Linked DNA regions of Mus musculus: region 1 is linked to region 2. The links are chromatin loops, found by intact Hi-C in ENCODE. Cell type or tissue: heart. All regions are shown on one strand.

Evidence for each region. Peaks named below come from ENCODE experiments on the same cell type or tissue, not always from the same donor. Only the 100,000 strongest peaks of a DNase experiment are listed, where the experiment ranks them.
Region 1: it touches region 2 in a loop (2.7-fold over the local background); 5 of 42 quality-filtered maps call a loop at or near these places.

The regions. Positions count from the first base shown.
Region 1 is chr6:21,980,697-21,988,696 of GRCm38, reverse strand. Cped1 (cadherin-like and PC-esterase domain containing 1) reads right to left here and starts at 2,787. Exons shown (of 22, transcript NM_001081351.1): 1 at 1,638-2,787. The coding sequence starts at 1,886. In heart, a CTCF peak has its summit at 3,601 (motif pointing left); DNase peaks (open chromatin) are centred at 1,746, 2,356, 2,776 and 3,426; H3K4me3 peaks cover 2,870 bases; H3K27ac peaks cover 2,026 bases.
Region 2 is chr6:21,791,730-21,799,729 of GRCm38, reverse strand. It overlaps Tspan12 (tetraspanin 12), which reads left to right. Exons shown (of 9, transcript NM_173007.4): 8 at 4,009-4,152. Among named protein-coding and RNA genes, the nearest start is that of Gm30270, 57 kb to the left of the region's middle. In heart, CTCF peaks have their summits at 2,364 and 4,584 (motif pointing left); DNase peaks (open chromatin) are centred at 909 and 2,419.

The DNA.
Region 1 (8,000 bases), 190 kb before region 2:
TTGTGGCTTCAGAAATGATTAGGCCAATGGTCGAGTTCGTTTTTTCTTTAGAGCATATATTGTGGTAGAAACCAAGCAGCCTGATTTCTCTGGGATGCAACAGGGCATCCTGCTAGCCATGTGGATCACTTGAGCATCCTTCAGTGACAGCCAACTTGAGTTTAAGAGAAACCCTACTCGCTTCCTACCTACTTACCTATCTACCTGAGCTATGAGCCTGAAAAACACCACAGTGTCCCCCGAGGTGTCAGTACTGACAACAGCAACCATGCTGCCACCCAAGATAAAATTCTGCTCCAAGTACTATTAAGCAGGCTCAGAAACTCCCCCCAAGTCTACATAGATAAAAGGCACCTCCTGCAGGTCCCAAAGGTATCTTGCCACCCAGTTCGGTGGGTTTTCCATCACGACTTCCCAAATAATTTGTTTTTCACCTCTTTTAGTTTTCTTCTTTATACTTGACAATGAGGGGCCTGCATTTGTCTGGCAGGCATGAACAGAGTGCAGTAGTAAAATGGACATTTTATGTTCCCTGGATTTGTGTTGTACCCTATACTTCACAAGTAAAAATAGTGCAACTATACCCTCGGTATTAATACAGAATGATCTGTTTCCAACTCTTTGCTTTCTTTCTTTGTTTTCCTTCCTTCCTTCCTTTCTTCCTTCCTTTCATTCTTTCTTTTCTTTTCTTTTCTTCCTTCCTTCCTTCCTTTCTTTCTTTCTTTTTTCTTTCTTTTCTTTTCTTTTGCCTTCCTTCCTTCCTTCCTTCCTTCCTTCCTTTATTTTGTATGAAACTGTGTAATATAGCTCAGGCTGGACTTGGGCTTACAATGTAGTTAGCCAGGCTGGCCTTGAACCCCTGGCCCCCTTCTCTGCCTTTCTAGTGCAGGATTATAGGTAGTCCACCACACCAAGCATAAATGCACACTTTAAAAAGAAAAAGCCTCACTACTTGACACAGGCAGGCCCAGAACTCTTCATGTGAAGCAGGCTGGACTGAAGCGTGACATAATTTTACTGCCTCCGCCTCCTGAGTGCTTAGAGTCTAGGTATGGACCCAATACTGGACCAGTGTTCTCCTAATTCTATGAACAATTAAACCCCATGTCAAGTATTTTTAAGAAGCATATGATACTATATTCTTTTAAATTCTTCCGAAATAATTAGTTTGGAAACATAGTCACCAACTCAGAATCAACTTAGCAGGTCTTGACATGGAACTCTGGAGGAATCCTTGAATTTGGGAGTCTTATCATTCATTCTCTTGGATTTAAGAAAGAGATACGGACTTTTTTCTTTCTTTCTTTCTTTCTTTCTTTCTTTCTTTCTTTCTTTCAGATTTTAAAACTGACTTTTGTTTCTGATGTGTAAATCCTCAGCTCTCGTAGACTTCTAACATCTTAAAAGCGATTTTCCCTCACTGCAATGAAGGTAGCCTCTAAAGGATAAAGGGCAGAACTCTTTAAGTAGGTTTAGGAAGTTTGGCAGCTTATGTAATACCTCTCCCAGTCACCGGGTCACTCCGCACTGTTTTCACTCTGGCTCCCATTCGGACCACATGGAAGTTAATTTTAGTTTTGCAGAAAGGAGAGAGAGGCCGACCACAGACGCCCAGGATAAACTCAACTCAGACTTACCTTCCTGGTTTCCTGGGTACTCGCAGAGAGAAGGAAGCATTGTTTGTCCTGCCGGTATCCTTCTTCACATCTGCTAGCCTGAGTTTGAGAGGGTGTGTGTGGGACAGTGCCAGAGACGTCCGCTGCAATCTTCTTAGTCCCTCGGAGTGTCAGGGTCTGGTAAAAGAGACAGATCGCCACCACCAAACCCACCAGGAAAGGTCGGGGGCAAAATCGCCGGCGACAAAGGAACCCGGGTCGACAGACCATGACCAGTCCAGGATCACTTGGCCCCTGGCCACGTTGTCAGTGTGAAAAAAACACACATCTGTCTTCTTTTTACACAATTCCAATCAAGTTCGCCCCATCTCCGCTTGAAAACTTTCCGAAGGTTCATGCCAAAGATTCATAGGACCCAGCGGTCAGAGGTGGTTAATAGCCCTTAAATGAAGGACAGTAAGAAGTGACTGGCCAGATTTTTTTTTAAGATGTCAAAATAAAGATAGTTATAAGAAATCATCCGAATGCATCCCCAGCTACCAAGAGTTCCTTCCGGTAATGCCTTACTTCCACAACATTCTTAAAGTCAGGAGTTCAGCTTGTCTCCTCTTTTGGGGCAAAAAGAAAGCACCGTAAAGCGGGTCTGGAGGCAGAAACCAGCCGAAGACGCAGTCGATTTAACGCGAAGTGCCTGTTGCACAGCTGGGCGCCGGCCAGGTTGTCCTAGCAGTTTCTCATTTTCCCTCCGGTTTTAAAGCCATCCCGCTCCCAGCCTTTTATGTTGTAGAACTGCTGCTTCCTTTCGTTCAGTTTTAAATTGCCACTTTGCTGCTAGCATTCACGGCTTTTAACATAAAAAAGGGGGATAGCAGTTTGGCTGTATGTGGTTACTGTCAGGGCTTTGCTTGCGTTTGGTCTCATTCCGTTTCAAGTTCAAAGTTCTGTGTACTTACTCAGTTTTCATCCTTTTAGCCAGATTTTTTTTTTTTCATGATCCCCTAATGGATTGCTGATCAAAATCACTTGGAAGGAAACACCCAGGCGTAGGACTCCGCTTCATCTCACTCTCACGCACGGACAGACACGCGCAGACTCGCGGAGACACGCGCGTGCCAGCTGCACACAGGGCCGAGAGCCGGAGGACCTGGGCCATCGCTGCCACCCAGGCCGAGCGGGGCGGAGCTAAACTAAGGCTTTTTCTGGCCTTGGGGGCTGTCCGAGCCGCGTTATAAGTTTCTGCCCCAGCAAAGGGTAGGCTACTAATGTGCATGGGAACAGCAGTTGGCACCCATATCCCAACTTGGAACGTGGCTACCTATCCAGACCCGCAGAATTAGAAATATACTTGATCTCTGATCCTCTGTGTCACTGCGTTTTCCTAATACAGAATAACAAATGGCTTCTAGTCAATAGATGCTAAAGGTCGAGGAAGAGATGAAGGCCGACTCTGAGCTAACCGGGAGGCTTATCACTCCAGGGAATTGTGGTCTCGCCTAAGAGGACAAGAGAGTCATCCGGACAGTCTGGACCACTGAAGAGGAAACATTCCGTGTAACTAAAAGTCCCCTCTCCATTCCAACAGAGTCCTTCCGCCGTTATTACCGCTCTGTGGTTCTCCGAGGCAAATAGTCTGATGCCTAGCTCTTCAAATGAACTGACTGTAGTAGGTATTGAAGTTCTAACTTTTGCCCAGGAGAAAGGAGTACCCAGCAGGCTTTTTAATTCCATACCAACCCTCTCACGGGCATCACTTTTGGCTCAGCAGGATGAGGGACCACCGAAGAGAACCTCCAGGTTCTTGCTTTGGCAGCTCTAGGAACGACTAGTTTAAGCTCACGGGGACATTCTTCAAATACCTAGATGGTTTCTATACTTTAGGTCTAACCAAACTTCTTATAGGCAGATGTTCTCCCTTGAGGCCACACCCCTAGAGTAAACCCATTCCAGACTCAGAGATTACACTCTAATATTTTGTGAGAAAGAGCGCCCCCTAGAGGTTCACAGCTACAAAAGATTCAGAAAATGGACATCTCTTGCTAGTAAGAAACTTGAGTCAGCTTGGGATAGATGAGCAGAGAGAGAGGAGGGGGAGGGAGAGGGAGAGACACAGACACAGAGAGAGACAGAGACAGACACAGAGAGAGACAGACACAGAGAGAGACAGAGACAGAGACACAGACAGAGAGACAGAGAAGGAAAAGGAGGAAGAAGAGAAGAGGGACAAAAAAGAAAAGAAAAAAAAACAAAAGAAAAAATAAAAAAGAAAAGAACAGAATAAAAAAACAAAAAAAGAAGAAGAGAAGAGAAAAGGAAAGTTTGCACCTTAAAAACAAATTAATTAGGTCAATATAGAATAAACAATAACTTACCTCAGTCTATTTACATATAGTCTATAAAATGTTTTACTACTATTTAATATATAAATTCAGTCTTCAATACCATGACAAATAAGGGAATGGGAGAAAATTAACCTGGTTTTCACATATAGACATTGAAAGAGCATCACTGCTGCATGCCACAGGTTTTGTGTGGATGTAATATATTTTGAAGGCCAATAGGAATTACTAGACCTCTAAACTGGAATGGTTTCTATGTTAATAAGACCCAGAGTATGGTAAAGCTGTTTACTGGGTGTTATGAGCAGTATAGGTAGTTGTTAATTATTAACCCTAGAATTATGAAAAAAAAATCAAGTTTTGAGGAAGGAAGAATCCTTTTTTTGGAGGGAGGAATTATTAAGTCACTGAGTCAGATTACAGAAGAGTAAATTGGATGCTAACTAGAATTGCCTTTAGGTTGGGAGAAGGGAAACGCAACAGAAGAGAAAAAGTTTACACAACATTGTAGCTTTCTTTTGGCTAAGAGGAAACTAGAAAGGATTCTGATAAGTTGAAGAACTCAATTCCCTATCTTGACTACAGAGTCCAAGGGAGCAGAAGACAGTAGTAATAATATTAGAAATAGTTATAGTATTAGAAAAAGAAGGGGTTAATTAGAAGAAGAACGTGGCAAAGGAAGCACAGCTCCCGGTGGACTGAGACTCCTGGGACCACATCAGATGTTAGAGTCAATCCACTACGGACATAGATCATCACACTCACCACCTCTTACAAGCTGTCCTGAAATAAATGCTTTGGAATATGAAATCTAAGTCCATCATTTGTGAGATCAGAGTCCCCCCTCCGAGTACTGATGGCCCAGGTGAGATGGTCCATGGAAGGCACCTAAGCATCCTGAACAGCTGGCAGGTGGATGAGAGCGGATGCACATCTGTTAGGTGCTAGATCCTCAGGCTCAGTCCGAGCAGAGCTTAGAATGTGGTGAGGTGTCGGACTCGTGAGCAGATCATGGAAATGGTGAGCCACGGGGAACACAAAAGAAGCAGATACAAACTCTGTCCCTAATTGTTCTCTTTCCATTATTCTTTGTGATGAAGGGGAACAGACGGTTTGAGAGGATGGCTTTAGTCATGCCTGACGATCAAATATTGTGTTCTCAAAGTCACAGTTTTGATGGCTAGATAAAGATAGAGATATTGGACATATTAACGCAGCACCCTGCAATGTTTCTATACATGCATGTAGCATGTTATTTACAAGTCAGCCTAAACATATATAATGACTCAATGCTTATCATTTCTTTGGGGTAAAAACATTAAGAATTTTGCCTTTAGGTTCCTCACAAATGGGATCATATGGGCTTTACTTTTTATACTCGTCCTTTCCCACCTAGCATAATGATCTCCAATTCTACCCACATTGTTGGAAATAACAGGATCTCATTCTCTTCTTTTATTGGAATAAAATGATGTAAGCATAGCTCATTGTCTTCACTCACCAGCTGAAGAACACAGTAGTCATTTCTATCCTTGGCTGTTTTAACTAATGCTGTGAACAAGAGTGCGGATGTCCTTTAAACACATTGTCTTGTATCCTTGATTCTGTGCCCAGCAATGGCACTGAGTGACTGATAGTAGTTCTATTTTCAAAGTTTTGACACATCTGCAGCCCTTTTCCCCACTAGCTGTAGTAACTTACATGGTCACCAACACTCCACATTCTTACCGTTCTTGCCATTTTGGCCTTGTACCATGACCATCCTAAATGGGGTGAGGTGGCATCTTGCTATGGTTTTGATTTGTGTCTTCCTGGCATTAGAGAAGCTGATCACTCTTCTAGATGCTAACAAGTGATTTGACCTCTTCTTTTGACAAATGTCTAAATGCAACCATTTTTTTCCCAATGGAATTGTTTTGTTTTTTGCCATTGAGTTCTTTGTCTTCTTTCTATATGAGTTATATTTGAGTGGGAGGCTAGGCAGAGTTAGATTGGAGTCTATACAGGAAACAATAAAGACAGAGACCATATTGGCTCAGTGGTGGGAGTGGGAGGGCATATCTGTAGTACAATTGTGAACCTGGGGTTTTGGCATTGTTTCAAACCAGATGCTTTTGTGATCTAGTTCATAAAGTAACCTTTACACACACACACACACACACACACACACACACACACACACACTTCTTTAAAAGTAGGCATTTAGCAGCATTGTGAGGAGAGAGTGGCAAACATGTACTCTAATATCAATGTTGTACAACATAGAACAATCTTCCACAAAACAAAAACCTTCAGTGTTCTTTCCAACATATAAAATATGATCTTTTTATGACACATATAGCTACTTTTGGTTTTGGTATGCACTTGAGGTACTTGAGTTTGACTCAAATATTCAATGAAGGCTTATTGTTTGGGAATCAAACTCAGAGCCTTGGACATAGTAGGTAAGCATTCTACCACACACCTACCCACAATCCTTGGGTTTTGTTTGTTTTTTGTTTTCTGTTTGGTTGGTTTTGGGGACAAGGCCTCACTATGTGGCCCATGGAGACCAAGAGCTCGCTATGGACCTCTTATTTCAGTTTTCCAATTGCCCAGCTTATGAAAACTGCATTTTAAGGTATTGATTTTTAAAACCATGTGCAGATAAAAATATGTGTAAAAAGATTTCAGTGCTGGACCAGGGATTCTCTGAATTTCAACTTCATCATAAACCAGGGGCACCACGATCAATAGATGGCCTCAAAGGTCACCTGGTGATCCAAAAGTTTTGTTTCTGTAACACCTTTCAATAGGAACAACCTCTCTGATGCAGTCTTCCGAGCCCTGCTGGCTTATGTCAGGGAATAGCTTTTCTCTACAAGAAGGTCCTTGATTGTGATAGTGTAAAATCTGGTTGCAACTACTCACGGTGGTGTCCCACGTCAAATCTTGGGAATGCTGTTAGCAGTAAGTGGTCCGATAAAAATCAGACTGCCTTCTCAGCTCTTATCATTTCTTATGCTGTGCTCTGTCTTGAATTTTCCCAATAAACTCTAAATACGAGTTGGTAGTTTTAAATCATGAGTCATGTATTAATTAAATCTGTTCAAAGGTATCCTAGACACTATGGAAAACAGAAGACATGTGACAGATACTATAAATGACTAGGGTATGACACACCGATAAAACTGGTCCAAGCAGGATGACTTATCAGCTTCAAAATCTTAGTGGTCTAATGTAGTAAAGCTCACATGTCAACTTTCTATTACTTCTCAGTTTCCTTAAGACTTTTGATGACCTCACAGACTCTTAGATATCCACTGAGGGTCTCTACAACTTATTAGCACAAGAGGAACAAGAAAGAACTGGTTATCTCTTAGGAGGAGAGCTTCAGATTAGCATGTCATTGTATTGGCCTGGGCCTGGTGACATGGAAAATGTACCTTATCAATAAGCCAAGGAGGAAAAGGAAATGAGCTGACACACACAGCTGAAGTGAAGATAAGCCATGTGTCCTTGAGAAACAAAATAGGGAATACATATCTTTCAGGAAGTGTTAAGAAAGCTTCGAAATCCCAGGCATTTCTCAACTGGCCCTGAAGAGTCTTAATACTTTCAGCTGCCACTTGGGCAAAATATGAACTTTGTATCCTAATGGGGAACCTTTAAAATAAAGTTGGGAAAGTATTAGCTACAGGTGAAAGATGGCTTTAGTAATTTCCAAATTGAAATTAATTTGGTCTTCATGAACAAACCTTAGGCATCCAAGAAGTTTCTTAATGGACAGATCATAGAAGCCATCAGGATGAGATAAATGTGACAGTGAAGCTATTTTTTTTTAACCAATTTTAATTGTAAACATGTAGAACCAAATCTCCTTGAAATCACCTGCAAAGGTCATGTGATTCTTCTCTGCAGTGCAAAATATATACAAAGTTGAATAGAAAATGTGTGGGCTACCTTCTTCCCTCATCCTTTGCCCCGTAGGAGGCAGCTGCTACACTACTCTAGCATAGACAGAGGCACCTTATTAGGCCTTCTAAACAAAGCTCTGCATGCAGATATT
Region 2 (8,000 bases):
GTTTTGTTTCGTTTTGTTTTGTTTTTTCTCCAGCATGCCTTGAGTCACTCAAGCCTGTGTAGACATCACTGGGACAGTTTTTTTTTCTCCAGCATGCCTTGAGTCACTCAAGTCTATGTAGACCATTGGTGCAGGTTTTTCCCAGCATGCCTTGAGTCACTCCATGTGTGTCTTTTCGTCTCACATACATCTCTCCTCCTCATTTCTTCTGGCCTACATGAGCTTGTTTAGAAGTGCGGGTGAGCTACTCTCAAGTTTCTATTTAATGACTTATTTAATAAATATCTAAAGTTTTACTTAGATCTTTCTCTTTTATGATAATTTTCTATTTTTAGAGATACCCATGTCCTATGTTTTAAACATCACTTTAACATTTTAAAAGTTTTTTCCCCCCATTGGGAATTTAGCTAGTATAAACATTTTTTTTAAAAGTCAGGATGTCCTTGATTCAAATGCTAGCTCTGCTACCTAGTATCAGTTCCCTTATCTCGTAAGCCTCAGTTTCCATGCCTACGAAATAGGACCAATACAGATGCTCACTTCATGGAGTGTCGAGAAGAGTGAATGGAATCATCAACTTGGTCTCATTTATCATATGCTTATTAATAGTGACATTGCATGACATTCTTTTGTTCCAAACTGTTTTACATTTCATCCAAGAATCTCAAGTGGAAATCTAGTGACTTGAGATTAATCATCGATTTTGCCTCAGACCAGTTCTCCTAAGTTTTTTTCCTTGTGAATGGAATGGCGTCCCTCGGAGACTAAGTTAAGCATCTTAGCTTGCCTTCCGTTCTCAAGCTCTGGACCAGGACGTGTTTGGGAAGGAGTATCTCACTAGATAGCCAGCTAGCTACTCATTCTGCTGTGCCTATGCCCACGGCAGAGGTTCAAGTCTAGGGCAGTCTCCAAACCTGGCTTTGTGCCACTCTTGCTGAGATGGCGAAATTATCAGTGTCACACAGATTTCCTGATATTCCGTTGCTTCCTGACTTTGTTTGTTTGTTGCACAATTAGACTGAAAACAACCCCGTGAAAAGACGTGTAAAGCACCAGGGCATTTATAGAAGGCTGTGTTCAGGAACTGCCCCTGCTAGAGCTCCCAGAATCTTTATTTTTCTGGAACTTAGAATGCAAACTGTGGTAACCCAGGTTGAGAAATAGCGAACCCTTTTTCCTTCTTTCAGGGCTCCACCTCCATGGACCATAAACAAGTGCTACAAATGCTATATCCTGGCTTCACTTGAAATATTCTCTCTTACCTCACAATTCTAGTTTGCATAAAAAGAGTGGCGAATCCGTCCAAATATCCAGAAGGCATTCAAAGCCCTTTATTAGTCTGGCAGGACTGCCACACTGAAGTATCACACGTGCGGTCACTCAGGACAAGTGTCTGTTCACTCTTCTGGAGGCCGAATGTTCAAGAGTGTCAGTATTGATGCTCTTTGAAGCCTCTTCCTTTGGCATGTAAAAGCCTTCGTCCCATGTCCTCCCATTGTCTTGTCTTTATATGTGTCCATGTTTAATTTCCTCTTCCTATAAGGATATCATTCATACCTGATTAAGCCCATGCTGTTGACCTTATTTTAGATTACTTACCTTTCCAGTGGCTCTCTTGACATGAACAATCTCATAAGTACAGGGGTTAGAATTTTAACATAAAAATTTAGAATGGGAGAGACAACTCAGCCTAGGACAATTTTTCTCCTCTACAATAAACACACCTTTGGAACTCATTTGTTGTGGTCCTGCACGTGGGCTGTAACTGAATGGATCTTGCATAATTCTTAGTGACGCTCCCTAATACCTTATTTTAAACATAATTTTTCAATAAAAACATATATATCTAATGGTAGCGCTTGTGTAAGCTTTGGAATCATAGTTGCTGCCATTTTCTGACTGATCAGAAAGTCCCTTCACCTATTGAGGGGCTCAGTTTATTTATATGTAAAAATAATGATTCTATGAATTTATGAAATTCCTAGGCAAATGGATGGACCTGGAGGGCATCATCCTGAGTGAGGTAACCCAATCACAAAGGAACTCACACAATATGTACTCACTGATAAGTGGATATTAGCCCAGAAACTTAGGATACCCAAGATATAAGATACAATTTGCTAAACGCATGAAACTCAAGAAGAACGAAGACCAAAAAATAAATAAATAAATAAATAAAAATAATGATTCTATTGTGTTTTCTAGAGCTTAACATAGCATCAGCTTGGAGCAGAGCTACCTTGAAATGAACCTGTTGTCTTCTTGGCAGGTAGTGACAGAGCACAGACTTGAGCTGGTGTAATACTGAGTTCACTCACCTTCAGGAGGTTCAGAAAGCCTTCGTACAGATCCACAGCCCTCTGTGGATAGGCTCTGAAACAACTCCGTAGGAAAGAACGGATGTCAGCAGCTCTTTAACAATGTTGGCACTGAACACAGCATGTTCAAGTTATTTGGAAAAGCCACTGCTATGGAAGTCTTCATTTCCTGACAGAGCCAGATAAATGGGCTGCTCCATTGTGACTGGAAGTAGGGTGCTCTGAGAATGGCCCTGGCTTGCCGCTTAGAAAGGCTTGCCCCTCTAAGAAATGGGGAAAGACAGTTTTCTCTGGGTAAAAGACTTTTAAAATAGTGACCTCAAAATGCGATCATTTAAAATATTTAGGAAGTGGAGTCTTTAAAGATGCGCTTTATTTTCAGGACTCCCAATACTTTGTGTCAGAATCTCTGACGTTTATGCTAACCTTGTGGTGCTACGATGTTGCGTAGTTGTGACGTTTGTGATACACCCACGCTTTCTAAACACTACGGAAAATGTCTTATAAGTTTCTCAAAACTCTTAGTATTAAGAGCTTATCACTCAAGGTGCTTTTGTGATGCCGCTTTATATTTAAATCATAAGCTCTTTAAATCATAAGCGTTTCAGGCAAGTGAGTGGAAATGTCCCAAGTACACTGAGCATTTTCCTCGCTTGCTGTTGCATGAGGAATTCGGAATCCTTCCAAGTTGGTTTTGGTTAAGCTTTGAAATGGCGCTGGATTGTGATATTTTATGATTCCGTGTTAATCTTGAGCACGGATTGGTCTCCTGGGCGAAGTAATTTGCATAACCATCCCTCTTGGCAGGGTTCTTCTCCGTGACTGCCCATATTCCTTCCTTCCGACTGTCTAGAAGAGGATTTCTCTGTTATCCAAGGGCAAAGCTGTCCTGATCACAGTTGCTTTTTCTAAATCCAGGCTGCACATGCCTTCAAGCCCTGTTTGTAAGCCTTCATCAGCGTTTCTGACAATCTTTGGTGAAGCACAACTGAAAGTGTTCTTAACAAGGCTTAGCGCCAGACAAGCTCGCATTCTTAAGTTCAGCTACATTCAAGCTAGGCATGCCATTATTTTTCTGAGATTATAATGATATAATATGCTAGCTTATCAGGAACCTCACTCTCCTGGGTAATAATAAGTCAAACAAATATCTATTTACAGAATTTTTGCCTTGATTAAGGAAACCAAGATGGCTGGCTACCTTTGAGATGTGAGTTTCAGTCAACAAGTTTTTGGTTTTTTTATTTCCATGGAATTTGTGGAAACTTTCATCACAATAGTTGAATTTTTAGTTATACTAGTGAATAGATAATAAGCAAAATGGTTAGCTACTCTCTGCTGACTAGAAGTTAATGATAATGAAAGACTAGCTATTGAATTTGTAAGTGTGGTTGACAATTCTTTCATCGCTGTGATCATCTGCAAAACATCTTGAAGTTGGAGACTGTGACACCGACTTGCTTTTAGGAGGGGTGGGTGTCACAGGTCAGAACTGTTCCATTATGGAATGGTGAGTTTGCTGTTCCTGTATGATGTTTTCATCCCCAAGATAGAATGCACAGACATCTCCGGCTGATGAGGGACGTTTAACTCAGTCCAAACATTTAAGACATCAGCTCTCTCAATTCTATTAGGTTAAACAGAAGCTGTTCTGTGTCGTTTCTAAGTGTGACTGGTGATTCTGTTCTAGTTTAAGTGCTGTGGAGTGGTGTACTTCACTGACTGGTTGGAAATGACAGAAATGGACTGGCCTCCCGACTCCTGCTGTGTCAGGGAGTTCCCAGGGTGCTCCAAGCAGGCTCACCAGGAAGATCTCAGTGACCTTTACCAAGAGGTAAGACCATGCGTGGGCATCATATCCCGGACAAACGTCCCAAAACACTCTTCAACACTATGCTGATTAAATTTCCACTTTTTGTGTATATCATTAGACCTCATTTTTCTTTTATCTCTGATACATGATTTTTTAAAAAGTGAAAAATCACAGTAACCATATTTCAACAAACAGGATTGAGAAAGACCTAGTTCATTAATTGAATTTTATCTTTTTTTTTAATAATCACTCTCATTAATTAGATTTTACACTTTAACGCCTACAGCCGGATCCTATTGTGCTCTTCTAGAGCTCTTGAAAATAGGCACGTGCAGATCATGCAGCTAACGGGTTCTGTGCGGGAAGCCTGGGCAGACTGGTTTAGGGCCTTGATGTAAGAGAGACAAAACTCTCCTGAGAAAATTATGTGAGCCGCTCTCTGGTTCCCCCTGCTGGTAGTAACCGGTAATCTCAGTTTTAGTTTGCTGAAACATTTTACTGGGTTTAAAAATCAATCATTTGGTGCCCCCCAAATTCACTTATTGTGCATTCTTCCAGGACTCAGTTGCTCTTTCGTAGGAATTTTTATGTTCCTTTGTCCTTAGGTGTTTCACAGTGAGTAATGGGATACCATTCTCAAGTTAAAATGTAAAGTTTATCTGTAAGCTGGGCTACAGAGATGGCTCAGTGAAATGGTTAAAAACATTACTTACTGCTCTTACAGAGAACTGGGGTTTAGCTCCTAACGCTCACTTTGTGTCTAAAAACTATAACTCCACCTTTAACTCTAGTTCCAAGGGATATGGCACCTCCTCTGATCTCTATAGGCTCCTGCACACACATGTATACACCTAAAATGAGGCACACACAACACACACACACACACAAGTTAATTAAAGTTTTGCTGAAAGTTACAGTAGCCACTGGCTATGCGTGATTATTTTCATTAAATTAGATTGAGTACTTAAATTTTCATTTCTTAAGCCGGGCGGTGGTGCACACCCAGCGCTCAGGAGGCAGAGGCAGGCGGATTTCTGAGTTCAAGGCCAGCCTGGTCTACAAAGTGAGTACTTAAAATTTCATTTCTTAAGCCGGGCGGTGGTGCACACCCAGCGCTCAGGAGGCAGAGGCAGGTGGATTTCTGAGTTCAAGGCCAGCCTGGTCTACAAAGTGAGTTCCAGGACAGCCAGGGCTACACAGAGAAACCCTGTCTCGAAAAAAAAAAAAAAATCATTTCTTCAGTTTCACTAACTACATTTCTACCTGTGGACGTGCACTCATGGAACACTGCTGAACACTTTGGGCTAAATCTAAATATTTAGACTGCTTATAATAGAATAAGAATATGTTTCTATGATATGTTTGTAGTAATAACACATGCATGTGTGTGTGTGTGCATGTGCGAGAGTGTGAGTATGAACTGTGTATATACATCCAGGCACACATGCACTAAATGTGTGCATATAAAGGCAGAGGAAGCTTCTGGCATCTATCTGTCTCTCCTAACTCGAGCACTGGGAGTGCAGATGTGTGCTGCTATGCCCAGCATTTCTGTGGGTGCTGGGGATTTGAACTCAGGCTCTAATGTTTGTATAACAAATAAGTACCCGCTGAGCCATCTCTCCCACTGCACCTCAGGACTTTAAAAATAGATGCCTTTTATGTGCCTGAGGAGAATATACCCCCACCCCACCCACATACTTGCCCACTTTTTTTTTAAAGGCTGCCTTACGAAGTCAGTAGTAGAGATACACACTTTATTCTGCACACTATCTGATATGAATTAATCTGAATGTTGCAAGCTGAGTGGCTTCAACAACAGAAACAGGTTTGCAGTTTGACAGAGTAGAAATTCAAGATCTCTATGCTTACAAGGTCAGGTCAGCTCCTTCAAAGGCTGGGAGGAAGGGCTCATTGACTGCCTCTCCTCCCGTTTCTTGTAGAAATGTTTTCCTGGTCTGTTTTTCTCTTCGTATGGTATTTTCCATGTGTGTTTCTGTCTCCAAATGTCCCCAGACAGGTCACCTTGGAGCCCAGTGTTCTGCAGTTTGGGTTCATCGTCGCTTCATTACATCTTCAACAACCCAGTTGTTATAAAATCAGAGCCGTGAGGAAAATAGATTAAACATAAATTTTGTGAGGACACACACAGTGTAACCTATAACCAGAATTGTCGAAACAACTGAATAGCCCTGCTTGTTTATTTTAAAAGATAATAAAAATATGTACTGAAATTCCTCACATTACTGAAGACTCTGAATCCAATAGCTTGGCTTTTATTTCTTTGAACATGCTATGATGCACTTGGCTTCAGTAGCACAAAGGATGCATCAGATACAGTTAACTCAACACAACATGGTAGAGTCAGAGTTCCAGGTTCCTCAGTGACTATGCTCAGGTGAAAGGCCGGCATCTCTGTTGTCTAGTGGATATTGTAGAACATGAGGAAGTGCAAGCAAGCCATGAGTTTTATTTTTTTTTAGGTATTTATTTCATTTACATTTCCAATGCTATCCCAAAAGTCCCACACACCCTCCCCCACCGACTCCCCCACCCACCCACTCCCACTTCTTGGCTCTGGCCAAGTTCCCCTGTACTGAGGCATATAAAGTTTGTACAACCAATGGGCCTCTCTTTCCACTGATGGCCGACTAGGCCATCTTCTGATACATATGCAGCTAGAGACACGAGCTCCCGGGGGGTACTGGTTAGTTCATATTGTTGCTCCACCTATAGGGTAGCAGATTCCCCCCAGCTCCTTGGGTACTTGCTCTAGCTCCTCCATTGGGGGCCCTGTGATCCATCCAATAGCTGACTGTGAGCATCCACTTCCCCACAATCAGCTTCCAAACTCTGACACCATTGCATACACTAGCAAGATTTTGCTGAAAGGACCCTGATATAGGAGTCTCTTGTGAGACTATGCCGGGGCCAAGCCAGGATTTTTTATGCTACAAAACACAGGACTCAATACTTCTGCAAGTGTTAAATGGAAACTACTCTGGAGATTTTTATAACATTATAACTTACTCTTATTCATTAAAAGAATAGGTGATTACAGAATGTGTGTGTGTGTGTGTGTGTGTGTGTGTTGAATGTTCCTAGTATAAATTTTGCTCATTGGCTAGTTTTGAGAAACAGCAAGTCAACATTGAAAGTTAGCACTTCTACCACTGTGGGTGAGTTTCTGCCTTGGTGCTAATGATGTGTTAGAAGAATGGCTGAGATCCTAGTACCACCGCACACCTCTTCAGAATATGAATGCAGACCATCTCTCTTCATTTTTACTTTATTTAGCTGAAAATTATTCATTTTTATATTTTATATAATTTTCTTCTGGTAACACTCAATTCACTTTTCCCGGAGTGGCTTAGACTGTGCTTTCTAATGCTCTGTAATGGGATTCTTTCTGCCGATGGTTTCTTTCTAGACTGCCTAATGGAAAAAGATCGGAGGAAGCCACATTGTTGTACATGTGCTAAATGATAACCCAGATTAATTTAAACACTTTCAATAGTCAGCCGATGTGGACAACTGTAAATTGATTTCAGACACAGACCTCTGGTTAGGTTGGTTGTATCAGAGCAATCTGCTTTGGAATTTTACAAGGAGCAACTGATGCTGATATTAGTACAGTTGATGATGATAACAGTACAGTTATATGCATAATTGACTTTCAAAAGGGGATCATTTAGTAGCTTTATGGCTCAAGTACGATTAGGTCCATAATTAAAAAATAAGCATTCTGAGATCATCCGCCTGCAAAATGAGTGTTTAAATGGCAAAATGAGTGACTAAGAACTGGAGGCTTTGACAGGATTCTTCTGAAGTTGTGGAAATGCAAGGAAAACATATTCGATGTCTTCGAA